Linked DNA regions of Mus musculus: regions 1, 2, 3, 4, 5 and 6 are each linked to region 7. A link is a loop called in an ENCODE intact Hi-C map of the cell type or tissue named here. Cell type or tissue: left cerebral cortex. All regions are shown on one strand. Region 1 has its middle 120 kb from the start of Gm39075. Region 2 has its middle 5.2 kb from the start of Xylt1. Region 3 has its middle 44 kb from the start of Gm39075. Region 4 has its middle 14 kb from the start of Rps15a. Region 5 has its middle 54 kb from the start of Gm39075. Region 6 has its middle 26 kb from the start of Xylt1. Region 7 has its middle 16 kb from the start of Gm39074.

Region 1 (4,000 bases), 400 kb after region 7:
CTGTCTCTGTCTATGTCTCTTCTCTCGCTCCCTCCCTCTCCTTATCCCTCTCCCTCTCCCCCACACCCCTCTGCCATTCAGGTTGCCTTCAGCTTCAGCAACCCTCCTGTCTTCCTGAATGTTAAGATTGCAGGCATGAGTCACCATGGCAGGCCATCAGGGTTGGATTTCTAAGAACACAGTGTGAACATGTTCCTCCAGTGGACACACAGCTTATTCTAAAGCAGTCTTCTTAGGAGGAATACATGTCACTCAGAGGGCTAGATGACTGTTGTAGTCCCTTACAACACAGAGGTTTGCGTTTGAATACACTGCTGTTTGTCCTAATACCTCAAGTGGTTCCGGCTTCTCTAGAGGATTCCAGGCTTGCAAAGTAAAACCAGTGGGGGAAAAAAAGTTCTCCCCAACATAACATTTCTGTTACGAACCTCCTGCAAGGTCACGTGAAATGAGTTGGCTGCTAGTAGACTCTTCAAGTCCCTGGCTAAGGGAATAAGCCCCAAGAGATATTATTGGCCAAACCCTGAAAGATTCTAGGATTGTTCTGTATATTGACCAAGATTGTTAGTGCTGAGATTCAATATGGCTGCCCTTGAGGACTGCCATAGGACAGCAAGAATGGAAAAACCCACACAGCCTTAAAATGCATTATTGATGTCTGACTTTATGAGGAACTAGGAAATTTTGAGGAATTCTTTTTAGTGATAAAAAAGGAAAAACCCTTCGCTTTAAACAAACAAACAAACAAACAAACAAACAAGGATTCTAGTTTCCTTTCCAGTTGCTTTGAAAAATCACTCTAACAATAACAACAAAAGCAACTTAGAAAAAGGAGTTTGTTTTCATTTTAGCTCACAGTTCCAAGTTCCAGTTCATCACTGTCAGGAAGCCAGGATGGGATCCGGAAGCAGCCAGTAATAAATACCCTCATTCATCCACTTACCAGTTTTACATCCGTTTTGATTGAGGCGGGGCCTTGACGCAGTGCCAAGGCTGGCTTTGAACTAAGGATCCTCCTGCCTCAGCCCCTGGAATTCTAGGGTTTTAGGTTTGCATGATTACACCCCAGACCCCTAGTTGCCTTTTGGTTTTTTGTTGTCATTTGTGGGACAAATGTTCACTGTGGAGACCTGGCTGGCTTGGAACTTGATACGTAGACCAGGCTGGCCTCAGTACAAAAGGTGGGCCCATACTCAAAAGAATAAAATGCATGTATGCTTACTGCTCAGCTACTGTTCTTCACTTTATGAAATTCTGACCAGCATATGAAACAATTCCATCCACTTTTAAGGTGGGCCTTTCCACCACAACTAACCCAGTTGATAAAAATCTCTCACAGAAATATCCTCAGGCTAACTGAATCTAGACAATCCCTCACTGAGAACCTTGTCACAGATGATTCTAGATTGTGTCAAGTTAACAATTAAAACTAACCTTCAGAGAAAGTAGATACAATCAGCACAGTGGTAGGAAGCCAAGCTCACAGAAGTCCGTGAGCTTTAACACTTCAAATGACAGCAGGACTCCTGTGAACTTGGTGGTTGGTTGCCACCCGCTTGTTCTCTGGACCCTACTATTGGCAGTGATGCAGAGCAGACAAGAGGATCATCTAGTTTATCTAATAAATCAAAGCCTGAGTTGAAATTTGGGAAGCTGAGGGTGGGAAGCTTGGGTTGTGTCCTTTGGGTGGGAAGCATCCTTGCCAAAGCCAGTTTTGATTGCTGCTTCTTTTCATGGGAGGTGGTTCCCTCTGGGAACTCCCTCTGACTGCCTAAATTCCTCACTATGGCAAAGAAAATATATCTGGGTTTTGGAGTTGGGCTCATTCGAAAGCTCTGTGCATATCCCCCACACTAGCACTTCAAATGCCTACCCAAAGGAAAACCATGCTTGTGAGACTCTTTGCACCCTGGGGATCTGTGGGTATAAAGAGGATGAATCAGGAAAGGGGCTGTAGATTCAAGTCTTTTTTTTTTTTTTAATGAAGGATATACTCTGTCCCCACCGTGAATAGTAGGACATGATGAATAATTCAGTGGCGTTCTCTCTTTCTTGCATCAGGCAGCTCACAGTAAAGGACAATTTCACTATTCCTCCACATCAATAATGTTACCTCCGTCCTTTGGACGCCAGAGCTATAGCACAGTTCTTACGTTAGAAAAGACTGTAAAAGCTATTTAATCCCACCCATTATCAGAGACACAGAGAGAAATTGAGGCAAGGTGGTTAGGTAGTTTGCTTTATCTACAAAGGAGGTTGAAGGCAGAACACAGCTAGGACCCTGGAGTCTCAACCCCTAGCTGTCTCTGCTTGTTTGTCATAGACTTCTCAAGTTTCTCTGTATATAACAGATGTGATTCAAAAGGATCATCAGGTCCACACCACTGTATAATATGGGAGGGTGCATGTCCATGTGCATATGTTTGTGTGATTGATTGTATGTGTGTGGAGGTACACTGCTTACATCTGTGTGATTGTGTGATTGTGTGTGTGTGTTGGTACATGTGCATATGCCTGTGCATACATGCAGATGGTAAAGATTGACCTTGGTTATTGTTCCTCAAGAGTTACCTACTTTAAGTTTTGAGCCCCCCACCCTCACCTGGGGCTCACCGACTCAACTATGCTTACTGGCCAGCAGGCCTCAGAATCTGTCTGTCTTCTCATGTGCATGCCCATGGGCGCTGAGGATCAAGCTCTGGTCGTTGCACAACACAGCAGACACATTACAACCGAGCCATCTTCCCAACCCCCTGGTCCACATGATTATAGCGTCTGCCAATGGTAGACAGAAGGCTAAGCCTGTGTTGTTTCTTTCTGGGAACCCTGAAGCCTCAGAGACTCAGCTCTTTACACTTTTCCCTGTGCTGTGACCCTTTCCAGAACTTGATAGCTCCAGAGGAAGAAGCAGTGCGGTCACCCAGCACTTGCAAAATTCTAAGAAAACCCTGACATGTGGATGGCAAGTCCCACGGTGTTCTCTATCTTCTATGTCAGAATCCACAGGATGCCAAAAGACAAATGCATTTTTCTCTTCCAAATTATTCCTCCTACAAATGCTAAGCATCTCCATCTGGGAGGCATTTAACATGTCGAACAGCTATTGCTGGTCTGTAGGAGGACTCGCCAAGTATCAACTGTTTCCCTGAAATAGCTCCCCTTATTGCTGCAGGAGCCGCCAAGACTCAGCCCAGGCAGGAAGAGGAAAAGAGTATGCAGTGAGGTCTAAAAGTTAGAGGGGAGCGAGTGCAATGGGGCGTTGGTTGGCTTCACACCCCAGCTCTTCTCCCAAAGATGTGTCTCGAGGAAGGCACGTACAGAGGCAATGTGCATGCAGATGGCTGTCACCTGTTTCATCTCACAGATGAAGTTCATCCAGATAGGAACAAGAAAACACACATTTTCTGCTGGACTAATTTAGAACACAAGTCCCATAAAAGATGGCAGTGGTGGAATATGTGAGCTTGGGTAGTACCCAAGACATTGTCTTTACCAGTGTTCTGCTTTCTGACCTGTGCAGTCCAGCCAGTGAAGATGAACAGAGACCCAGGACAGAGACCCATGTTCTCCATCATCACAGATGGTCCCTGGGGATGCTGACTTTTATTTCCATTGCCATGATAAAAATGCCCCAACAAAAGGCAAATTAGGGGAGAAAGGCTTATGCTAACTCATGATTCCAGGTTACAGCCCATTCTAGAAGTCAAGGTGGCAGGAACTTAGAACTGCTAGTCACACCACATCCACAGTCAGAAGTAAAGAGGAACAAACACATTCATGCTGTGAGGTCATAGCTCACTTTCTGAACTCTTACACAGTCTGTGACCCAAACACAGGTGGGCTGGATCTCTCAACATCAGTTAACACAATCAAGGTAATCCCCCACAGACATGGCCACAGGGAGAACTAATTCAGAGCACTCCTCATTGAGATGCTCTTCCCAGTTGATTCTGGATTGTATCAAGTTGACAAAGAAAATTAGCCATCAAATGGAGGTGTG
Region 2 (4,000 bases), 670 kb after region 7:
CACCCCTTCCTAGTTCTTTCTGATCTCTGGCTGGCTGATCAACTCAGCTATTCTGGCTCCAACTCTTCTCCAAGCTGACTGATTCAATCTGGCTTCTCTTAGGTCTCCTGAATTCTGCTCTGCATGACTTCTAACTAACTCTAACAATCTGTTCTAATTTTCTTGCCTCTTCCCATTCTCTGGCTCATTCTGTGTTCACCCATGTCTAGCTTGGTCTCTTTTCAACCTATTTCTGTAAAACTCTCCTAGTAAAACTGCTTCCTTCCTCTTTGTACTGCCCCTTGAGTAGTTTCCCGCTCCCTTCTTCTTGTAAAAGTTGGGTGTATCCTAGCCTGTCAAATCTTTCTCTGATTCATCACCTTGTCTGCCACTCAGTTAGACATCCCTTTTAAACATGGGTGTTTCCTTATACAAACTAACTTTACCTTCATCATTTGGGATTAAAGGTATGTACTAAGGGTGTGCCTGTATTCCAGCCAGATAGATGAAAAGTATATGCAATCTCAGTACGACCCCTATTCTGCAACATGTGCATGTGAGTGTGTGTGTGTGTGTGTGTGTGTGTGTGTGCATTTTCAGGCCAGAAGACAACTTCTGCTGTTTCGAGACAGGATCTCTCACTGTCCTAAAACTCACTGATTAAATTAAACAAGTCCTAGGGATCTACCTGTCTCTACCTCATTGGTGCTAGCTGTGATTCTGGACATACATCACCATGCTCCCCTTTTTATCTGGGTGCTTGGGATCAAACTCAGGTCCTAACGGTTGCCTAGCAAATACTTAGTAGTCTGAGCTACCTTTCCAAGCCTAAAATGGTATATTTTATCTTTTCCCTTATTTTATAAAATTTGCCCAAACCATTCTATAGCTCTTGTTATGTCCCCACAAGTAGTTAGGTTTTTACTAAGCACAGCTTGAGAAAATCCCAACCACAGAAATCCAACGAACGTAGCAAATGTAAATCCCAAGAGTGTTTTTGTACATTAAAAAAAGAAAAAAAAAGAAAAGACCTGCAGTCATTTGTTCAGTCTATGGTGGATTTCAGAGGCATAAAGGGAGTCAAATTTCTGGAAGAATTGTATCTCAAAGAACACAAATGGACTATTCCAAGGTCATTGCCTCGTAAAGTCTTCCTTGTGGCTGGTGGGGACTTGGCTTACTCTATGCACTGTAGTACCTCTCTTGGTTTTCCTTTCCTTTGTTGTCCTCAATGGTCTCCAGAGCTGCTTGTTTGCAAATTTACCTACTCATCCCGATGCACCTGTCCCACTGGGTAAAAGGTCCACAGCAATAGGAGTCCTCTATGTGCCTTATTCCACGAGTTTCCATGGAGAATGGAGGATGTTCTCACTCAGCGTTCACAGAATGTGATATGTTGAAGTGTCTAATACAAAGATTAGCCACTCGTAAATGCTAAATAACTATGATATCTTCTCACCGCCCATCATCATTCCTGGCCTTAGTGGTTGTATTAGATGGGTGCTGCAGAGGAAGAACAGATGTTTCAAGGGGATGTATTAGACTGGCTTCTATCACAGGGGCAGGATAGTCCAATGATGACTAAGAACCAGACACCCTTGTAGTTGCTCCATACACAAGGCTGGATGCCTCAGCAGTCCCAAGCTGGCACTGGAGGCCCAGCGGGCTCCTGGAGAGATGTTGACCTTCAGTGCATGCTGGAAAGTCAAGATACTGGGCTCTGATATCACAGAAAGATGCTGGCATCTAGTTGCCCTCGCAGGCACACCTGGAGTCCCAGGAGCCAAATTTGGCACCATTAGATTTATTTTAAAGGAAAACATCTCCACGAGTCTAATGTGAGATGTGGAGTGGGAGCCATTTGTTCCCTTTCTCACTCGTCAGAGCATTGCCATTGTAGTTGAGGCTGTGAGACTTCACAGCACCAAGTGCTGGTTTCAGACACAGCAGATAATTTCAATTAAGGACAGTTTCTCTATGTCCTTACCTGGGGCATCTTTCTCCCATTCTCTTCCCTTTAGCTTCCCATAGCTACTGATGCTTGCAAACCCGTGAGCCTTCTTTCTGGACACCCCCTAGCAGCCTGATTTCTTGCTCTCTCTGGACCTTGCATGCAGGAAACTGATCACAGGGAAGTTATTTGCTAACCAGAGCGCCCTCTGCTGATGAAAGAGTCCCTGGAATCACAACTCTGTTCAGCTGTTGGTCTGTCTGTCCGTAGGGCTGACAAGGCCACTTAACTTCCCTTGGGTGGGATGGGGCATCTACCCACAGCCCTCACTCCGGAGGGGTTTCTATGATCCTGCTGCTCAGAACTCCCCTGGCTCGTGGGCATTTGTTGAAGACAGTCAGGGATCCCGTGGGTGGAGGTATTCCGTACTGAAGTCTCACATCATCAAGCACACGCAGGTGAGCCACCTGCTTCCAGCGTCTGTGCTGATGCAGAAGTGAAACTCAGGAGGAGTTTAAAAAATTCTTTTGAAGAGCAAAGTCGGGTCAATTGGTAGCATTTGGGTAAAAACCAACTATAAAAACAAGAAAGAGACATGTGATAGAGATTAAAACGGAAACCATATACCTCACTAAATTTGACTGTTAGTCTGAAGTTGATTTAAATTCAGAAGGAGGCGTGAGAAGCCCAGGCTCTCCAGAACCCCGAGGCAGGAATATTTGAAAAGGTCTGGAATTTTTTTTTTTAACTTGGTGATCAGGTGGTGGCCCAGCTAACAGTCTTTTTGCCCCCCACTGGCTAATCCCTCTATTTCACAAGAAATAGATGACACACAATGTCACCATTTTCATGTGCCCTGGAAGACTTGAGTCTTTTTTTTTTTTTTTTTTACTTTTCTGCTTTACAATACTGAGGGTCAAAGATGTTGGGCATCCTGCTCACGCATCATGAAATGAAAATGTTGCTGGGTATGGGTTTTGAACCTGGGTCTGTACCAGGCCCCAAACGGTGCCGCTTCTTTCTGGAAGAATGCCCCTGGCTCATTTCACCTGGCCCCAATCCTGCAATTGATGGATGTTCATTCCACATCCAGAGCTCACCCAAGGCCTTGCACTATACCAAATAGCAGAGAGAGCAGGCATAAAGAAGTGAGGCAAAAGAGACACTGGAACACCACAAGGTCCTGATGTTACACAGCCTCCTCCATGGAGCCTTCCATAGAGGACCTTTCTCCCCTCTGATGCTTTTAGCCACTTAACTTTGATAGAAAGAGGCTTGCTTCAAACTGGTAATTCAGACTAGCTTCAAACTGGTAATTCCCCTGCCTCGATCTTCCAAGTGTGTGTGCCACCAAGGTTGACTTGATCAGTAGGGATGCAAAAAGTTATTTGTATGAGTTAGCTTATTTAATCCTTACATTTAAAAAAAGTGTCAATAAACTCCCATTATTTTAAGCCCCATTTTATGGATGAGGACGTTGAGGCATAGAACTTAACAATAGATATTTTAAAAACTCAGTTAAAATGCAGCAGAGGGGAGATAGACCAGCTGGTAAAGAAGCTGACTCCACAGAAACCACAGAAGATAGCAAGCCCTGGGGTGGGGGTGGGGGGCAGTTGATTCTGGGCAGCATAGCTTTTTTTTTTTTAACTTCCAGGCTGAAAATCAAATAGAAATAAACAGCAAACAAACCAAAAAACCCACCCCTGAGGTTCCCTTTTGGCTTTCATGCACACAAACACACACATGCATGTGCACATGCGCTCGTTAAGCCTGGGCAAGCTAGTTCTTATCTATCTCATTCGCTCCGTGCACTGATCCTGGAATTGCTGTCAGTGAAATAAATGTCTTGTCCCTCTGTCCTGTTGGACAGTTCTTTGAGGGTGAAGACTATCCCAACCATTTCCTTTGCAATTGCTAGCTCAGGACTGGTCACACCCAATAACTCACAATGCCCAGTGACAGATTCAGCCTTCCCATCCTTGAAGGGATGGAGAAACAAGATTTGGCATTCGGGGTGGTGGTTGAGAGTCCCACAAATCAGGCGAAACTTCCCTAGAGCTCTGTCTC
Region 3 (4,000 bases), 480 kb after region 7:
CAATTTTTTCTCTCAGAAGGTCACATCTCACCTTCCTGTGTCAAAGGTAGGAACCATCAGGCAAGAGAATTCGGGTGCATTTTTAATTTAAAGAAAATAATTTCTGTTTGAATCCTGTCTAAAGGGCCATGGCTGCCTGAACTACAACAGCAAAGTCACTGCTATTTTCTGTCATCATTTATGGCACATTCGCAACCGTCAAAAGCAGCCACCACCAAAAGCAGCCGCCGCCCAGAGTGACAGCCTTTGATAAACCGAAGCCTTCCAGGTTTTCATGAGCTGACCCTGTTGCAGTCATTGATTGTGGAAAATCGATGGAGACTCTGAGAGCAGAGACAATGATCTCAACTCTGGACTCCTGCCGAACTGGTTAACTCTAAACACTAAATTCAGGCTGGAACTGGTGTTGTGAAAGTGTCTGCTACCGCTTATGGAATGGTCTTCAGGCCCATCTGGGAGAGATTAATCAGGAGGCTAAAGAAAGGATGACCAAGCTTTCTTGAACTTGGAATATAGTAGGGATGATGGCGTTCAGGGTGGAAACCTCAGCTCTATACATGTTCAGAACTAGTCAGGGCATCGAGTTCAGACAGCTGCCAGCCTCAAAGGTATCTCTAATGAGAGAGTGCCACCTGTGTGGCACACTTTAGGAAGCTACGTGGAAGTTTGGCCTTAGGGTGAGGTACTTTGCCTTTCTTGGCTGCGGAGCTGCAATAGGCTCCAATAGTTCTGAAGGCTCAAGGCCGACTGATGTCTTCTAGGAATAAGTATCCACTTTGATCACAGGTCTTAAAAGGTTTTTTTTTTCCTGGAATATGATCATATAAATTTCTTATTTTGCATCTAGCCTTTTAAAAGTGTTATGTTGTTATTTTTGTTTCCAGATAATAATTGAATGTTGAATTAATTGCTCCGCTTGTTACTGTGGCAAACTGGAGTTAGGAATTAAGAGTTTGTCTTGATTCCTGGTTTGAGAGGATACCATTCATCAAGCCATGGTGGAGGGAATATGGGGCCACTGTCACATCGGGTCCCAAGTTAGGAGGCAAAGAGGAAGGTGCTGATGCTAATCTATCTTCCTCCTTTGTTTTCCCCTTTTATTCCATCTGCCAATGGTGTGCTTGCTACCCATATTCAGGATAAGTTTTCCCTCCTCGGTGAAACCTCTTTTGGGCATAGCTTCACTGCATGCCAAGAGGTGTGACTCCTAGGCGATTCTAAATCCAATCAAGTTGACAACTAAGATGAACTATCACATATATACGCAATGCAATGCAACCATCACATATATATTTATGCAATGCAATGTGATTTTCAGTGTATGTATACATTGTGGAATTAAAAAAAAAACCACAACCATGTATTATTTTAGGTGAACTTGAGTGGAGTCACATCTCTAGTACCAAATTGGACCCTAGGTTGGACAGCCATAAATTTCCATTCTTCCCAGTCATGGCGATTGGGTCCAAATGGAACCAATTAAAAATGAATAATGGGGTTTGTATATGGAACTTTGTAAGAATATTAATCTTTTTCTTTAGAAATGAGTTTGTGGATATCTGCATCCACAGATTTTATTTATTTATGGGAGTGGACAGAGGAATGAGAACAAGAAAGCAAAAAACAGTAACATGAGGCAAATGCTTTCAATGTTATTTATGCATGGGTTTTAATACAAGAAAAACATGTGCACAGGTTAAAAAAATCAGAAATTACAAAGGAATGCTTGTAAAATCTTTCACTATAGATGGCTGGAGAGATGTATCCCGAGTTAAGGGTGCCTATTAGTCTTGCAGAGGACTTGAGTTTGGTTCCCCATGTCTGGTTGCTCACATTCACCTAAAACATCAGCTTTGGGAAATATAATGCCCTCTTCTGGTCTATATGGTCACTGCATGTATATATGTCTATGTCTATGTCTATGTCTATGTCTATGTCTATGTCTATGTCTATGTCTATGTCTATGTCTATGTCTATGTCTATGTCTATGTATATACATGTATATGTAACAAGAAAATATATCCTTAAAAGATTCTCCTATTGAGAACTGAGCATTTGTGGCACATGCTGGAAGGCAGAGGCAGGAGAATGAGTTCAAGGCTAGCCTTGTATACAGAGTGAGTTACAGGACAGCCAAGACTGCACAGAGAGTCCATGTCTCAATGGGGAATAAAGATTCTTCCATTGTAAATCAGACGTCAACATCAGTGTCAAATCCTGATTAATATCAAGGGAAGAGGTTATTATAATTTTTACAGTGTAGCTTATAATGTGATTTTAAAATTGGGGGAAATGCAAATGGGCATTTTAAAAAAGCAATCTTTGAGTTACTCTTTCACCATTTCATGCATATGTAGTATACTTTAGTCCTGCCTCATTCCTCTGTAGCCATTCTTCCAGGGGAACCACGTTAAGGACAGATTCTTGTCCCTAAATAGCAAAGCTCATCTTGTGAATGCAGGAGGGGCCATGCTGAAGAGTTCCTGTCAGGAACCATTAGAGGGATATTTTAAGTAATCTTCAACTTTCTTTCTCTCTCCTTTTTCTCCCATACTGAATAGGATAGCCATATAATACCCTCAAAACCTACAAAGTGCCTTCATCCCCCAAATGCCCTGCTGAAATCAAAGTTCTAGCTAGTGATTGTCACTGAGAATCACTCTATGAGAGTCACTTAGGACCAGTGAGTTCAGAAACTCAGCCAACGGGTGTTGTCTTCAGCCATATCTTTGATAATGTTTTGATGATGTCTTTCATATATTTCACTAGCAATGGCTCACTGGATGCGCTGCTCACCCTCTGCTTGTGTGTTTGTTCTCCTTTTTGTTGTTTCCAGTCTAGTCCAGCTTGACCTCCAGCATTCCTGACTCCGTCTCTCCACACTGTGACTGTAGAGCGCTGCATCTTTAAATGTGATTTTCATTCTGCTCAGGTGATTTTTTTAAACTTGGGTTCTTACACTTGCGACCCCATACTCCTCAGCCCTATTTCACTACTTCTTAAATGTGTTACTAAAGTCACCTGGGAGGCATTCTACAGCATGTCCCCATCCCCCAGTTTCTGAGTCACCAGGTCAGAAGAGATACCCCAAGAAGGTAGGTTTCCAGTAAGTTCCCATCTAGCACTGCTGCTGCGGGGCCACACTTTGAGACCAGTGCTCTAGTTAAGCCACCAGCTCTCTGACTTGTTGGAACAGGACACATAAGAGAAAAACACAAACCACAACATGCATTGATGAAGTGGATTGACAGCTGTGTGTGTTTTGTGAGTATGCATATGTGTGTGTATTTATGTGCCTATATATGTACATTTGTGCATATGTGTATGTGAATGTGTATACATGCCTGTGTGAATCTCTCTCTCTCTGTGTCTCTTGCATGTGTGCTTGTGTGTGTGTTGTGTGTGTGTGTGTATGTATGTGTGTATGTATGTATGTATCATGACAGCTCTTAAAGTGTTGCTGTTCTCATTTCTTCACCAATGTTTGTTCTTGGAACTGAATTCTGAGCTGTTGGAGGTAGGCTGGGTGATGACACGCTGATGCTTATGTTTAATAATGACCCTAGCTTAGTTCTCTGGTAACTAAACAGAGGTAAGCACATAGACTAGATGAGCAGGAGTGGCAAGGAGGCAGAGCACAGGACTTCTGATGAGGGACCAGCATTACAGTTCCCATTTTTATTCATGAACCTTGTTAGTGGAAGCAACCATCTGGTTCTGGCAGAAGGTTGATGTTAAGTCCTGGTGGAGTGAGAGAAACCACCAAAGCAGACTTTTCCTGTGTTTAGCTAAAGGACCCACCAGCTGCTCTTCATCATATTGGAAGGGAAGGACACTTTCCAGAAGAGTCTATGCTCTATGTTTTATGCAGGTTGATGATGAGCCCACTGTGAGGAGGTCTTGAGTTTGCGGTTGAAACAGCCACCTAGATACTCCTCCTTATTTGTAAAGAAGAAAGGGCTGGCACAACCTTCCCCATTCCTATGCCCCTGAGTGTACT
Region 4 (4,000 bases), 1.4 Mb after region 7:
TCTGATGCCTCTGAGCTATCTTCTGTCCCTTCTGTGTATCACTACTTGGCTAGCCTCCTGCTGACTTCGTCCCATTGTGTGATAGCTTTCCACTAACTCTGTCCATTTGCTTCTTTCCCTGCAAATAGTTAAGATGCTGTAACTCTTACTGAACTTGCTGGGCATGAGACATACTTTGTGGGAGACTTTCCTCCCAACCTCAACTTTCCTGTCTTCTCTTTGATCTTCTCACCTCCTGGTCCCACTTAGGACCCTGTCACTGAAGAACAAGCTGCTCCTGGTCACTGGAGGTCAGAGAGCCCTGCCTTCCATACAGATGGAACACCTCATCATGCTGGTGAGTCCTTAAACCTGTACCCTGTGCTTGTCTACCTGACTGTGTCTAACTGGACACCACAAACTCAGTGTGACCCAGACCATGTGCTGAATGACCTTCTGTGAGCACTCAGGGTGGGCTAGCTGGCAGCGGACTACTAACTGTGCAAAAAATGTTCAGTCCTCCACTTGCATAGCAGGAGAAAGCCATGCACAGCTGAGTGGATGAGCCCTTGGGGACGGAGGAGGAAGTTAGGCGGGTGAGAAATGAGAAACCCAGGTCTGGAACGTAATGATGTCCCTATGTCCCTCTTCCGAACCTTCCAAGAGCCAGCCAAGCTCATACAGGCCCAGGTTGTTTCCTGGTTGTTAGTGCTAATAAAATATTAATTTATTTACCCTGCCACCACATTTTTTAAAATTAAAAAAAAAAAAAAACCTAAAGCTTTTGAGTGCTGTAGGTCACAGCATCCCCCTAAGGAAGCAGAGCCCTAGAGCTAGGAAAGCTAGGAGTTAGCAGAAGTCGGAGTCGTCTTGGTTCTCCCTTAGGAGTGGGAGTGGGGTGGGCAGGAAGAAGCATTTGGGGAAACTTTATTGAGATCACAAGGGGCAAAAATGCCTCCAGACGATTATCTGGTTTATATTAAAAAGTGCAGCAGAAGAGAAAGTAATATTAAAACTGGGAGGCAAAGAATGAACAACACAGACGGATCTAACAGTCATTAGCACCGAGCCAGAGATGAAAGCAGCCCTGACTCCCAGGCACACCTGCAATCCCAGCACTCAGAGACTACAAGCAAGAGAGTGACAAGTTCCAGGCCAGTCTTACCAACAGGGTGAGGCCTTGTCTCAAAAACACAAATGAACCAAAGAAAGCTGTACATTCAATAAAAGCAGTGTTGGAACTGGATATGCTGGCACACACCAATAATGCCAGTTATGGTAATCTAATGGTAGTCTGAAGAAGGAGAATTGCAATTGTTGTACCATATAGCCAGATGCTCCAAAGGACGGGAGGGAAGGAGATGAGCTATGCTCTGTGTCTGGTATGACATGTATTAGTATGTGCTCTCTCTCTCTCTCTCTCTCTCTCTCTCTCTCTCTCTCTCTCTCTCTCTCTCTCTCTCTCTGTGTGTGTGTGTGTGTGTGTGTGTGTGTGTATGTGTGAGAATGGGTGGGTAGGTAGGTGAATGGGTGGGTAGTGAATAGGTAGGTAGATGGATGGGTGAATGGGTTGTTGGGCACAACCTATCCCCCCAGTCCTCAGAACAATCTTGTGGTGGTGGTTTGAATGAGAATGGACCCCAGAGGGTCATATAGTTGAATGTTTAATGTTTGACCCCCAGTTGGAGGAACTGTTTAGGAAAGATTAGTAGGTATAGCCTTGTTGAAGGAGGTATGTCACTAGGATCTGGCTTGGGGTTTTCAAAAGCCCAGTTCGTCCTCACACTCAGTCTCCCCCTCCCTCCCTTCCTCCTGCTCTAGCATCATTCATTCATACCTGCTATCATGTTCCCTGACATGATGTCATGAGCCCACCATCTGAAACTGTAAGCAAGTCACAATTAAGTTCTCTCCGTTTGTTTGTTTGTTTGTTTTTCAAGACAGGGTTTCTATGTATAGCTCTGGCTGTCCTGGAACTCACTTTGTAGACCAGGCTGGCCTCGAACTCAGAAATCCGCCTGCCTCTGCCTCCCAAGTGCTGGGATTAAAGGCGTGTGCTACCACGCCTGGCACAATTAAGTTCTCTTGGTCTTAGAATGTTGTCGCAGCAGTAGAAAAGTAGCTACGACAAACTCTCCTTGACCTGAAGGCCAATGCCAACGATACACATCCTCCCTCCTTCTGAACCTTCTTTCTGTGGCCATGAATAATTTGCCTCATCTCAACAAGGTTTCCAGTCCAGACATAGGTTAATGGCAGCAAACTGTTTCAAGATACTTGTGGTCCTGTGCTGTCACCTAGTGGAAACTCCATGAAACTGCAGAGAGGATGCTTGAAGCACTCATGGGAGCCTGGAGAGAATTTAACAAGACTCATGATGGATTGATAACTGGTTTTAATTTTATTTAACTTTTTATTGATTCTTCATGAATTTCATACATGCAACCCAACCCCACCCATCTCCTTGTTCTCTCGTACTGTCCTTCACCCTTGCAACCTCCCACCAAAAAAAAAAAAAAACCTGGTGTGGAAGCTGCAGTGTGCATGTCCCACAGTACACCCTTTTGTCCATACTCCTTTGCTTGCAAATGTTCATTGCAATGAGTCATTTGTCTAGTTCAAGGCCTCTGGCTTCTGCTACACTATCAATACTGGAAACTTACTAGGACTCCCCTTGGACACCCTACTGTCACCCTGTGTCGTGGAGATCCTGTAGCTTTAGATGTGTAGGACTTGCCCCTTCATGCTCTCCAGCAGTCCACAGATGGAGTTGATATTGGGGTGTGCCAACTCAAAGCCCTGGATCTGGGCCTGGATGGTATCTGAGCTGCTCACCTGCCAGCTCTCCCACACCCACAGCACCAGGGAAAGCTCTCCTGCACTGCAACTGTTAAGGGCAGAGCCAGTTCTCCCACTCTCATGCCCTTGGGCGGCTCTGCCACTTGCTACAGGTGGTAAAGAGTGGGGGAGGGAGCATGTTTCCCCTCACCTATGCCACCACACAACAGATAAGTGGCAGGGCCAGCTCTGCCATGCTCACACCCTTGGGGCCAGTTTACCAACAACTCCCACTACCAGGGCCAGCTCTACTGTGCTTCCTAGGTGAGGTGTAGGACCTGCAGCCGGCTAGGGGTGGATAGGGTGAGCTCTCCTACTCTCCACCTTCATGGCTAGCTCTCCTAGGGCTGGGAGGCAAGGGATGGGGCCAGCTCTGCACAATCCTCATACAATGACAGGGCAGCAGCCCAGACCAGGGACATCTGACTAGCCTTTGGTGGTAACAAAGGACCTAAAGACCAGGACCTCACTACGGCCTTAGGTGGTACTCAAATCAGGCTCCTTGATTCTCTAGTTCTGCCTCTCTTCATTGTGCACATTCTTCTGTTTCTTTCTCTTCCATCTCTCTACCACTTGGTCATCCTAGTGGTGCCCAGTCTCTGGGTGTCTGGGGTCCTCTTAGGAATGGTCTCAGAAGTGCTATACCTTGCCCATGCCATGTGGCACCAGGTGGAAGTTGTCTTGGGCGTGGTTTTGAAATCAGTTTTGAAAGGATGAAAGGATTGGGCTAGTTCAGATATGCAGATCTTGGAGTAAGTGAGCAGTGTACATATCTGGTTATCCATGGAGACAGGAGGGAGCCACCATGAGTCTCCACGTGCGAGTTTGCATCCCCATTCATCACACACCCAGGGCTTCCCCTCTCCTCTCTCCAGACTTCACACTGTGCAACTATAGCCTATGCCAGAAGGTTCAACCATACACAAGGCTTCCCCACACACCCACAGTTAAGACTATTACTTAAGCAAGAAAGACAGCTGTAAGAAGCTAATTAGGAAACCTTCAGAACAAAGAAATTGCTGAAGAAATTGACCTTGGAGAATACTAGGCCAGGACAGCTTAGAAGAGCCCAGGCAGTGACACTCTGAGATTATCAAGGTTTCTAGCAACCTGTCCCAAATGAAAATTGCTGCGTACAAGGGTCAGCCTCCTTCGACTGTGTGCACAGCTGGGAGTGTGTGTG
Region 5 (4,000 bases), 470 kb after region 7:
AACTATGGCTGGCCTAGTTAGTCAAAGGTTTATTTATCCAGTTAAGAGAGCCAAGCATATGCTCCATATTGTGGAGTTGTCTTAATTCTTGCCAATGCTTTTGATGCCCCTCCAGAACTTGATGGACTAGGCTATATTGTTTAAGATACCACATATGCTAGAGTCATAGAACATGGGAAGTCAAGCTGCTCTTTCCCTAGAAGCTCCATCTCCGGCTAGCTTTCACACTACTGGAATGTCCTATGCAGACTAGGGAGCAATCGATTTGCTCAGTGAACTTGTGAGCTATAATAACTACTGTCTGGCAAGATATGTCCACTGGTATAATAGTACAAATGCTGTGGGAGAAACCAACCACTTCCTCTTAATTTATGTTTAATTTTTTTTAATTTAAAAGTTTTTGTTTGTGGTGGTTTGTGTATGTATTTGTGGTGTGTGTATGTGTGTGTGACACACAGAGAGAATTTATAGTATATGCACCTCTGTGTGTAACTAGGTATTTGTAGTGTGTGTGTGCTTGCACAGGTATGTGTATCTATTTGAAGTGTATGCACCTTCCTCTGTGTGTGTGTGTGTGTGTGTGTGTGTGTGTGCTTGAGCCCGTGCACACATACATGCATTTATGGTGACATATTTGTGTGCACATCCGGAAACCAGATGATGAAGTCCGGTAACCTACTTTATCACTTTCTGCTGTATTCTCTTAAGATGGGGTCTCACAATGTTCCTGAAGCTAGGCTAATAGTCAGCAAGCCCCAGAGATTCTCCTGTCTCTGCCTCCTGTATGTCTAGGGTTATAGCCCTCCAGACAACCAGCCCAACATTTTCTGGAGGCCCAGTGATCCAAACTCAGCTCCTCGAGTGCTTTTTTACCACACGGAGCCATGACACACTCTTCTTAACATTGCTTCTGTTTTGATGATGAAGAAACAGAAACTCCGGGAAGCTTGGTGCATCATGTGCTTGGTCAGAGGCAGCATTAGCAGTTGAACCTAAAAACCATGCTATGCTCACAGGCCTTATTTCTGTCACTTACAGTTCTTATTCTACCTCCCTTTAAGTTGATAGAACTCTTTCACACCTGGCAATGCATGTTATTGCCAATTCATTTACAGGTTCTTAAACATCATTTGTTAGCTCTGTTGCATCACACAAAATATCTATCATCTATCTATCTATCTATCTATCTATCTATCTATCTATCTATCTATATCTAAACTCTTTATTATCTCAGTATTATATTCATTCTTGCTCTATCTATCTATCTATCTATCTATCTATCTATGGAATGATATACATGTTATACTTTCTCTTCACATATTGTATAAAAACGGTACCAAAACCATGGGATATCCATCAGTAAACATGCCCTTTAGGATGTTTGGGGAGAGACTGGAGGTACAAGTTCCACAGACCTGGGCCACACTCCATAGACAGATACTTTCAGATACCTGAGGTAACTGACTCTATTCCTAAGACTAAAGTTCTTCAAGTTCCCAAAAAGAGTGAGATGAAGAAAGGACAGATTCAAATATTTGGCTGGTGGCCTCGATTCTGTAAATCAAATCAGCAGAATCTAGCCAGACAGAATGCTTGCTGGTGTCCTTTACCAAGCCAAAGGAAGGCTCCAGTCACTGATTTGAAGGATTTTGCTAAAGTAGCTGGGAGGCAGAGAGGGAGGGAGGGAGGAGAGGGAGAGAGGGAGGGAGGGAGGAAAGGGAGAGAGGGAGAGGGAGAGGGAGAGGGAGAGGGAGAGGGAGAGAGAGAGAGAGAGAGAGAGAGAGAGAGAGAGAGAGAGAGAGAGAGAGATTTTTTTAAAGTCATTAAAACCTCAAGCCATGGACCCAAAAATATATGCTAAATGAATGAAGTCAGTTGAAAAAAAAATCCCATTTTATGATGAAATCCATGTAGACAGACCATAATTTGTTGGTTCCATAGGGAAGGGAAATGGCAGGTGATAGGATACAGGGCTTAATTTTGATGTCAGGAAACGTTCTAAAATTGTCTGTGGTTAGAGTTGCACATGTCTGAAAGAAAGTACAAACAACACTGAACTATAAATTTTATATGTGAAAACTGTGCAGCGTGTGAATGACATTGTCAAAGAGCTGCTACAAAAATAAGTCCCAACAGCCCACTCAGGCAATCCGGTGCCAAGAGTAGCGCCGGACTCCTATTCTCAACATCGATACACACTCACTGTTTCCTCAAGGTTTTGTGTGTTCTTCCCTTCCTTTCTCTTGCCATCCCTAGGCAAACTGATGGCATCCATATGGTCCCCAGTACACAATGATAAAAGATCTTGGAAGCCAAAGAACCTCTCTATTTCTTTTTAAAAGCATGCTGACTTTCCAATCACGCTAATTTGTTTTTGTATATTCAGGATATACATTTGAAGGGAATTTATACACCACCCAACAGCCATCTGTTCCCATGCTGCTTTTTAGCCTACTCTGGGAGTGGCTGGAAGTTGGGAGAGGAAGTTATTTCAGCTTTCTCTTGAACTTCCTACTCAGAACCCTCAAGAGAGAGAGAATACCACAGGGAAGGAGGGGGTGGGGCGAGAGGGGTGCTCATTCTCTAATAGAATTCAGATGTTATAATCTACGAGATCCTAAGTCAATGACTTAACCATCCTCAGCCTGTTTTCATATCTTAGATAGAGGATAATCATAGTTTCAGTACCTACTAGGCTCATTGAGAAAATGAAATAAGAGGATATCAATAAATCACTTGTCTTGACACACAGTATACACTCTGTGGATCAGAGCTATTCATTGTAATGGCTGTGATTCCATTACAATTGATTTGTGTGGATAGACTTTGGAAGATCAATCTTTTGTCTCTTCTAGCACCTCTACTCTAGAGAATACTCTAGAAATACTTGTCTTCCTGTAGACCTCCTATTACCTAAGGTGATTACTATTCTAGCTGGACCAGGATGTAGACTATAGCAGTTCCTTAGATATGAATTCAATTCTGGTGTCCAGAGGGTGATATCCTGGTGTCCTGATATTTGAAACTTCCCTTGAAGCATCTGTCTCTGTTAGGTTTTCCAGTCCCTATGACCTCTTGACATCCCCTTTCATCTCTGAATCTTGACAGTGATTTCTAGAAGAACAAGCCATGGATCTCTAAGGAGAAGAAATCTAGGAGAAAAAATGTGCCTGCGAGAGTGGATTCTGCACACGTGTCTCCATGAACTAACTGCTTACCAGCAGAAGTGAGAAGTCAGGCTTTTCCTGGTATCTGATTTTCTGGTGCCACAGGAAAGACCAAATGCATAATTCTACAGGGACCTAAGAAATCTTTGTCCCTTTCATAAGGGTGGACCTGCTCATGTCCCCATTTCTGCCTGAAGTTGCAGCTGCAGGGACCTACATGGTGTTTGCCCCTTTAATAAGATTGAACCTGCTCCGGTCACCTTCCCTTCCTATACTGATGACTTATGCTCCATGTCTCCACTAGAGTTTTTGGTCTCCAAGTTCAGACTTTGTGTGCCACAGAAACCAACTTCTGCTACTAGGAGAGATGTCCACAGGTTTTAAGGGTGTGCCTAGAAAAGTCGTAACCTACAAGACCAGGTGTGGTGGTTTGAATATGCTTGGCCCCGGGGAGTGGCACTCTTTGGACTTGTGGCCTTGTTAGAGGATGTATGTCATTGTGGGTGTGGGCTTTGAGAGCTTTCTCCCAGCTTCCTGAGGATGACAGTGTTTTTCCTGTTTGCCTTCCGAACAAGATGTAGAACTCTCAGTTCCTTCTCCAGCACCATGGCTGCATGGGTGCTGCCATGTTCCCACCTTGATGATACAGGACTGAACGTCTGAACTTGAAAGCCAGCCCCAATTAAATGTTGTCCTATAAAAGTTACCTTGGTCATGGTGTCTGTGCACAGCAATAAAACCCTGACTAAGACACCAGGCTTAGGGATTAGAGTCGTTTATTATGAATCCCATAGAAAGAAAAACCCAACTAGTGTTTTGTTTTGCTTTGTTTT
Region 6 (4,000 bases), 650 kb after region 7:
GATTGTGGTACGCCTCCTTCCTTTTCCTCTCAGAGTTTCTTTTGCTATGATGTGTTTTGCTCCAATACATCCTCCTGACATGATGTGATACCCTTACCAGCAGTCTGAAGCAACAAGTCACTTAACCCTGGCCTGAAGCCCCAGACCAATGAAGCACCACAAAGTTTTACTGTTTATAACTTGAGTATTTTATCATTGCAATGTGACCTCACCTAATATAGTGAAGCTATTTCCTCAGCCCTGTTTATGGATTTTTTTTTCAAGTGGAAGTATTCTTAAAGTTATTTAAAACCAAGTTTTAAAATGTATTTAGTGTCCATGAAAGAATACATTTGTATAAAATATATTGTTTGATAGAATGACTCTTTCTTTCTTATGCTTGTTTTGGACACAACTACCATCATGCAGGCACTGTTATCAGCACTGTTGATAGCATGGTATAGTAGTCTGGTCTTTCTTACTATAATGAAATGTCTGAGGTTAGGTAATTTTATAAGGAAAAGAGATTGATATTGGCTCATAGTTCTAGCCCAAGAGTCAAGGACCTATGTTTAGTAATTCCTTCTGGATGGCAGATCCTAAAGTGACTCAGGGCATGCCAGGAAAAAAAAAAGATTTTTAGTGCAGGAGTCATGTAAGAGGTTGTGGCCTCTGGTCTGAACAAAGAGAAGCAATTAAGGAAAGTGGAGAAAATAATATCCTCTCTAATGGTTCACTGGCATAAATGGAGTCATCTAGGCAGAGACCTTTGACCACCTTTGACTGGCTGCTCTGGACAGATGTGTATACTAGGTCCAAGGCAGGCTACCAGCATCAGGTTCTAGGTGCTACTGCTGCCTTCAGGTTCTGAACTCTGCCTGCTCTTTAACTGCTGTTTGCTTGGCAGCAGGTTCCATAGACCATACCATGTTTGAAATTCCAGCAGGCACTCCCAACATGCCTGAGCAAGGCACATCTTCTCCATCCATTAGAAGATGCTGCTAGCTAAAGGAAAGTTGGAATGGGGGCTTGTAGGCCATCTCTCTCTCTCTCTCTCTCTCTCTCTCTCTCTCTGTGTGTGTGTGTGTGTGTGTGTGTGTGTGTGTGTGTTCACATGTGCATGCAGTGTGTGTTTGAGTTCATGTAGGTAGGTATATGTATGAACGTGACTGTGCAGACATACATGGGCACCAGAGGTCAATATTGGGTGTCTTCCTCGCTCACCCGCCCCCCACACCTAATATTTTGAAACAGGTTCTCTCATGAGCTTGGGGCTCTTTGATTCAGATAGACTGGCTTCAAGCAAGCTCTAGGGCTCTCCCCTTCTCTCCCTCCTGGAGCTGGAATTAGAGAAGTGTACCACTGTGCCTGGCTTTTTAATGGATCTGTCCTGGTGCTTCAAGCTCCTAAAGTCCATCCTCCAGCCAGAGCTCTTAAAGTCTGACTACCCTGCGCCTGCTGAGTTCCTGTCTTCCGTCTTCTAAGATGAGCCTCAAACAGTGCTACTCCTAAATTAGAAGCCGCGTCCTGTAAGTGCTGACTTGGCAGGGGTAACACTGACATAATTTCACAAATAACGATGTTATCTGAGGCAAAAGTTGCATTAGATCAATTACCACTCTATTTTGGTGCCATCCCCCAGTGTTTATTTCAGCTTGCCTATTTTTAAACCAGAGCTCTCAGACTTCTCAGCCACAGCCATGAACCTCTCCAGTCCTTGCTCATGCTTGCCTTCTGCTTTGAACTGCAGCGAATGGTTTGAGTAGAGAGGAGGAAGTTAGCGAATCCCCCAGCTTGATCTCTGCTCTCAGGACCTTGATCTGGAGTCTTCTAGTTGGGGCAGATGGCTCTACTCAACAACAGAGTCATAATCTCAAGGCTGAAATGGGAAGGGGCAGTCTGTGGTTATTTTAGAGAAATAAAAGCTCAAGGATGCCTAGACTGGGCAATATCTCCTTCCTAGAGAAGGCTTCTGGACAGGTAAGACAAGGCTGTCAGAAGAAGATGTTAAACCTAACTTGCTCACCCACATGACCGGTGTTTGGGGCTAAATTGTTTCATGCCACAAATTCATATGTTGTATGTCTATGCCCTAGAATTAGAATAGGACACCATTTACAGATAGAATCCTGATTTTACAAAAAAAGGAGCAAATAGAAATTGGGTCATTGGGTGCTTCCTCATTCAACAAGGTGGGTATTCTTATAACACTCTATAATACTGTGGGAAGATGGAAGGGATGAGCCTTGCTATCTGATAAGTGTTTGTGTGTCCTCAAAATTAGCTTCAAGTGTGATGGAGCTTTCTCTCTCTCTCTCTCTCTCTCTCTCTCTCTCTCTCTCTCTCTCTCTCTCTTTCTCTCTCCCTCTCTCTCTCTCTCTCTCTCTCTCTCTCTCTCTCTCTCTCCCTTTCTCCCTTCCTCTCTCCCTTCCTCTCTCCTTTGCTCCCTCCCTCCTTCCCCTCCCCTCTTACTTGTCCCTCTTTCCTTCTTCCCCTCCCTCTGAGAACATCCAAGTGAAGATCATATGATGCTGGTCGTCTCTAGAAGCTGAAGAGCCCTCCCTCATCAGACATCAAATCTACTGACATTTTGACCTTTGAATTCTCAGCCTTCAGAACTGTGAGAAATAACTTTCTGTTGTTGACAAGACACCTAGCTCACCATATTTTATTACAGTATCTCCAAAAGACTAGGTGATCCCTTGACAAGCCAAAGAAAGAAGCCAGAAGTAGACCCTTCCCCTCAGCACTAAGCAGGGTAACCTCTGCCAACACCTTCATTTTAGACCTACAGCCTCTACAACTTTGCCAGTAGCTCCTGGCGAAGCCACTCACATTGTGGTGTTTTGTTAGAGAAGTCTCAGCCATCTAATCCGGTTGGGTCAGATCAATCTCGTAAAGAGTTATCTTGGTCTTAGAAAGTACTGCCAGAATGCTGTGCAGGGAGCCGAGGAACACGAAAGCAGAGAGCTTCTCTTTCCTCTATTTTTGATCTTCACCTACCTTCTCTACCCTCCTCCCCATCCCACTCTAAAACCCCTCCATTTTGGTGCCCTGTCTATCAAATGTGCATCACAGAATCCCCACTAGGGAAGGGCAGGTGAGTAGGGAAGGGCAGGTGAGTAGGGAAGGGCAGGTAAGGATGCCTCGGACGATGCCTGTCAAGTGCAGACACACCACACATGCTCAATTGGTGGAAGCCATGGGTGCCCTTCCTGGTAACAAGAACTTAAGATCATGCTTAAGCATGACAGATAACCACTGCAATCAGTGATTATGAGCTGTATTCAATGAGTAAATATTACTGGCAAAGAGAAGCTCTGTGAATTTCTGTCACGAGAAGTGACCTGTGTCACACAAGCCAGGCTCTGCAACTCACAAGGGGTGGGACCAAGGATGAGGTGCTTCAGGTTCTTCAGGGATGAAAGCAATGGGTGCTTGGAAGATGCTGGAAAACTGTGCTGTGAGAAAGTTCAACATCTCAGTCCTAAGAGAGAGAAGGATGTGGAGAAACTCACCCATGGGTCTAAAAGACATACGCAGCTCTGGGGATGAGATATGCATACTGATGGTTTTCCCCATATGCCTTCTAGTTAGCTAATATTAAATATGGGGTCCTCAGCTCCTAGATCTAGACTCCTTGCTCCTGTTGATGTGTGTGTATGTGTGTGTATATTAGCATATATTAGCATATATTAATCATTCATGATAATGGGGTATATCTGTAAACCCCGTTTCTGTGCTTGTATATAATGGATTCTGATAACATTCACGACATTCCCCCTGGATGGTGCCCTTCCTTTTCACACATGGTCCCCCTTCAACCTTCATGTCTTTTTCCTGTGTGACACAGTAAGTTTCATTGGAGCTGTTCACTGGAGCATAAGGGGGTATTTAGATGAGTGTGGGCACCTTGCCAGTGACTACACCCCTGAAGAAAGCCCCTCCTCCTCCAGCAACTATAAAGATCTCCAGGAAGGGCTGAGACCCTGAGGCCTTTACTCCTTACCTATTTTTAAAT
Region 7 (4,000 bases):
ATATTCAGAGCATGAGCCTATGGAGAACATTTCCTATTTAAACCAGAACAATATGTTTCTTAAATATTCTTCTTTTATTTAATAATCTTAAAATTATATTATTTTAGTGTGTGTGTGCATGTGTGTGCAAATGTGCAAATATGTACACATGTAAGCACACATTTATAGATCAGAGTACAACTCTTGGGAGTTGGTTCTTCTACCATGTTAGAACTGGGGATTGAACTCTGGTCACCAGGAACCTACATCTTACTGTCCCTGGTTTTAATACTTACTAATATGTACTTATGCTGTAACCTCTGGATTCCCCTGAGGCTGCCAATTTTACTTTCTACAGTGATGGCACCATTACATCCTCACCAGCAAAGTGTTGATAGTTTGGATTCCCAGTGTGGTCACCAACACACTTTTCTCTTCTTTATCTTCTCCATCCTGGTGTTAGATAAAGATATGTCTTTGCCAGCTGGACTCACCTTTCCTCCATAGCTTACGACATTGAGCATTACGACATTTTCCCATGCTTGTTGGTGATGCCTGTTACATGACTCTCCCTCTTGTGGGCTCTACATTTGGGGAAAGCAGAGATCAGACAGTCAATCTCTGTGGAGGAAGGTCTACATCCAGGAGGGCTTAAACTTTCCACTGGCCTTCTCGACAGAGTGTGAGTCCCTGTGAGTCTGGGCAGGAGGGACAGGAGTGTAGAGAGCCCAGGGAGAGAGTGTTGCAGGTTCAGGACAGAGATTGAGGACATCTGAATAGGAGCTGGACTCAGGCTATTGGGAGAACGGGGTGAAAAAGGCATGAAAGCCTCAGGCAATGAGATGTTCCATTTTAGTGTCAGAAGTGAGGAAGACCTCTGTTAGGAGAAAAAAAAAGATGGGGTCACAAGTATGTAAGCCAGAGCAGATCTTCTCCCACCTAAATATTGCACATCTATCTATTTTCACTTACATTGAGCATGTGCCACCACACGTGTGAAAGTTGGAGGATAGCTTATTGTGTCCAGTTCTCTGCTTCCATCCTGTGGGTCCCAGGGATTGATCTCAGATATGTTAGTCTTAGCAGCAAGCACCTTACCTGCTGATCCATCTCTTGTGCCCTAGACCATTCCTTTTTTGTCTTCATAGTTTGTCTGTAAGTCCAAAGAGCAATCCTTTGTTTGCATAGGGATAAAGGAAGTAGAGCTAGCCTCAATAGCTACTGACTTTGTGTCCAGTACATTACCTGTATTGTTATTTACATTGGGTTCATTCACTGTGACACAGTCCTATTTATCTTTATCTTGCTATTACTATCTTCCTACTTGCTCAACCTCGGGGGCTCATGCAAGGAACGGTGGGTTAACTGCCCCCCCATCCTTTTTCTCACCAGTTGCACCCCCACTGTAGGCCACATGTTGTAGATATTGCTTTTTGTTATTTCTGCCCTTCCAGTCCCTCGTGAGGGTCTGATCCCAAATGGCAGGCGCTTTTCCTCCCCTAAGCGACTTGTCTGACTGAGGACTCAGTCCGTTTATGGCCTAGGGAGGTGTGATGGGTAGCTTTAATTATTGACTCGATGCTGTACAGACTCACCCGGGGGAGAGAGTTTCATTGGGGGATTGACCTGCCAGCAGGTCTGTGAGGGATTCTCTTGATTGTTAGTTGAGGTGGGAAGACCTAGCTGGAATGTGGGACGCACCATTTCACCGGCCGGGCTTTTAACGGCATGAGAGCAGAACATGAGAGCAGAACGGCTGAGCGTGAGTAGGTAGGCAGCGTGGGCGGATTCGTTCCCTTCCGCTCTTGGCTTTGCATGCGTTCCTGCCCCGACTTTCCCTTAACGATGGACTATAGACTGGAATTGTGAGCCAAATAAGCCCTCCCTTCCAGCTAAGTTGCTTTTTGCTAGAATACCTTTTGTCACAGCAACAGATGCAAAGCCAAGAGTCAAGAGAATAGTGTTTTTTGTTTGCTTCATGTTCTATGCCAGCTTATACAGTTTTTCTTATTTAATCCTCTGTTCACCGAGTGAGGTTGGCATGGTAATCTTTGCTTTGCAAATAAAGAAAAAAAATGCCCAGCACTACCCAGCTACGGAAGTGACTTGGTCTGAACACAAATCCCATGAGTCCCTGGCAGTCTCTGGCCTCAACGGAGTCCTTCACAGATGGCCAGCTAGAGAGGAAACTTCGGCTGGTCTGAGAGAGCCTGCAGTGCCGCCCTCTGCTCCTAGATGGCGCTCAAGGCTCAGCTTCCAGGCCACACTAGGGGCTTCAGCCCTAAGGCTCTGTCTAAGACAAGCTGTGGAGTTTCTGCAACTATTTCAGGAAAGGAAGAAGCCTGTGTTGGAATCATTGTTCTGATTTTGTTTCCGTTTGCAAAGCCAGTCTTTCGTCTCTAAGCCTGCAGTTTATATGTAGCCATGCTAGACTGACAAGCTGAAGCCTGTGTGAGAGAGTGGGCAGACATCCCAAGTAGAAAATGAGGTAAATGGCGCTGTCTTCTGACCCTGTAATCAAAGTTGGCAAGACTTTGTAGATGTCAGCAGACCCTCCCCTGACCAGGGAAGAGAGACCTTTATCAGCAGAGGTGGGAAGAGCCTGTCATTTGGAGTCTGACCCCTTATTTTGTGGAGCTGGAGAGGAATGGCTGCATCACTGGACTCGGTTCGGGGGTTCCAGCGGGATTTTAAGCACCTTCTGCCTAGAGTGGGTGGGGTTAATGGGCACAGATGAGCGCAGCAGCTGGGCCCACAATGTGGGGAGGGACAGGAAGTTGGAGGTGCCTTTCTCTGTGGAGGCGGCAGTTACTCAGTCGCCTCCTTGGGGAGATGATGTATGGTCTAGATTTTAAAAAATCCTTAATGTTTACTTGATGTTAACTCCCAGTAAAAGAAAGTAAAAATGGTGTAGGTAAGGAATAAGAAAAGAAAAACATTAAGCAGAGTACAGGAGTCTTTGAGGGAAACTGAGGCGTCTTAGGTCAGTATCCCAGGAGGAAGGTAGACGGCAGCCAGACAAGGGCGTGCCAGCTTGGAAGGGTATTGGTAGCTAACTGGATGGATATTGGGCATAGCTGGCTCCACTTTTAGAGAAGTAGATGGGTGAGACCTGCCATTTTAAATTCCCATTTCCCCCTCAAAATCGTTCTAAGTGTGGGCATCTTCTTCCTGCTTTGTTGAGATTTGATCAACAATTCTGAGTCTCTCCAAGCCTACTTGTGATTTCTCTTTATTAAAAAAATAGATTTTATTTTTATTTATGTGTGTGTGTGTGTGTGTGTGTGTGTGTGTGTGTGTGTGTGGTTAATGTGAACCCGGGTGCAGTTCCCATGGAGACCAGAAGAGGGCATTAGATTCCCCCCTGGATCTGGAGTTACAGGCTTTTGTGAACAGGGTGCTGGGAAATCCGGTTCTCTGCAAGAGTAACAAAACACACCCACTTAGCCACTGAACTCTCTCTCTAGCCCCATTCTTCTGAGTGTTTTCTTTGCTTGGATCTCCAGAAAGCTTAGCACCTGGTTGGAGTCCAGATGCCTAAAACTTGGGCAGAGCCCAGTGCCCTTCAGGGCTGTATCTCTCTCCCCTTGCGCTTTCTTTTCCCTCGTATACATTTCCCTGGCTTTGTCTTTCGGTTACATTTTCTGGTTTGATTGTGCAGCACACACTGCTGGAGGGAGCCTGAACGTGAATGATTCAGGACAGCAGGGCTATGCTGGTTGCATGAGCTGGGTAGAGGGGCTTTGGTTGGAGACAGTGCTCCCTCTCCTCTGCCTACTCCCGTGTCCTGGAGGAGGAAGCAAGGGGTAAGGCAGCATCTGTTTTCTTTTAACCCTCTCTCTGTATTGGCTTCGAGCCTTGTGATTAGAGGTACACAGACTGACAGATGTCCTTCATGGGCTGCTTAGTGACGTCACAGGCAGAACATGATAGCAGGAGCTAGCTTGTATCTGAAATGGCCTTCACTGTGCTCGCCAGACAAGTGAAACAAACTCAATATCTGCGAGAAGTAGGTGAACCC

Evidence for each region. A loop is a pair of places that touch in the nucleus more often than their neighbours do. Peaks named below come from ENCODE experiments on the same cell type or tissue, not always from the same donor. Only the 100,000 strongest peaks of a DNase experiment are listed, where the experiment ranks them.
Region 1: a loop joins it to region 7, with 7 times the contacts of the local background. A loop is called at or near these places in 4 of 42 quality-filtered maps.
Region 2: a loop joins it to region 7, with 9 times the contacts of the local background. A loop is called at or near these places in 18 of 42 quality-filtered maps.
Region 3: a loop joins it to region 7, with 2.3 times the contacts of the local background. A loop is called at or near these places in 16 of 42 quality-filtered maps.
Region 4: a loop joins it to region 7, with 8 times the contacts of the local background. A loop is called at or near these places in 11 of 42 quality-filtered maps.
Region 5: it touches region 7 in a loop (4-fold over the local background); 13 of 42 quality-filtered maps call a loop at or near these places.
Region 6: it touches region 7 in a loop (3-fold over the local background); 2 of 42 quality-filtered maps call a loop at or near these places.

What each region holds. Positions count from the first base shown.
Region 1 is chr7:117,103,900-117,107,899 of GRCm38, forward strand. No RefSeq gene overlaps it. Among named protein-coding and RNA genes, the nearest start is that of Gm39075, 120 kb to the right of the region's middle. In left cerebral cortex, no CTCF peak of the experiment used is centred here; DNase peaks (open chromatin) are centred at 1,012, 1,834, 2,270, 3,123 and 1 more place; H3K27ac peaks cover 2,535 bases.
Region 2 is chr7:117,373,822-117,377,821 of GRCm38, forward strand. No RefSeq gene overlaps it. Among named protein-coding and RNA genes, the nearest start is that of Xylt1, 5.2 kb to the right of the region's middle. In left cerebral cortex, a CTCF peak has its summit at 2,147 (motif pointing left); a DNase peak (open chromatin) is centred at 2,151.
Region 3 is chr7:117,182,348-117,186,347 of GRCm38, forward strand. No RefSeq gene overlaps it. Among named protein-coding and RNA genes, the nearest start is that of Gm39075, 44 kb to the right of the region's middle. In left cerebral cortex, a CTCF peak has its summit at 1,880 (motif pointing left); a DNase peak (open chromatin) is centred at 3,730.
Region 4 is chr7:118,100,170-118,104,169 of GRCm38, forward strand. No RefSeq gene overlaps it. Among named protein-coding and RNA genes, the nearest start is that of Rps15a, 14 kb to the right of the region's middle. In left cerebral cortex, a CTCF peak has its summit at 2,284 (motif pointing left); DNase peaks (open chromatin) are centred at 2,282, 2,802, 3,063 and 3,584.
Region 5 is chr7:117,172,790-117,176,789 of GRCm38, forward strand. No RefSeq gene overlaps it. Among named protein-coding and RNA genes, the nearest start is that of Gm39075, 54 kb to the right of the region's middle. In left cerebral cortex, no CTCF peak of the experiment used is centred here; DNase peaks (open chromatin) are centred at 2,193 and 2,384; H3K27ac peaks cover 279 bases.
Region 6 is chr7:117,352,634-117,356,633 of GRCm38, forward strand. No RefSeq gene overlaps it. Among named protein-coding and RNA genes, the nearest start is that of Xylt1, 26 kb to the right of the region's middle. In left cerebral cortex, no CTCF peak of the experiment used is centred here; DNase peaks (open chromatin) are centred at 1,523 and 3,105; H3K27ac peaks cover 154 bases.
Region 7 is chr7:116,699,428-116,703,427 of GRCm38, forward strand. No RefSeq gene overlaps it. Among named protein-coding and RNA genes, the nearest start is that of Gm39074, 16 kb to the right of the region's middle. In left cerebral cortex, CTCF peaks have their summits at 2,214 and 3,360 (motif pointing right); DNase peaks (open chromatin) are centred at 1,802, 2,226, 2,718 and 3,414; H3K27ac peaks cover 331 bases.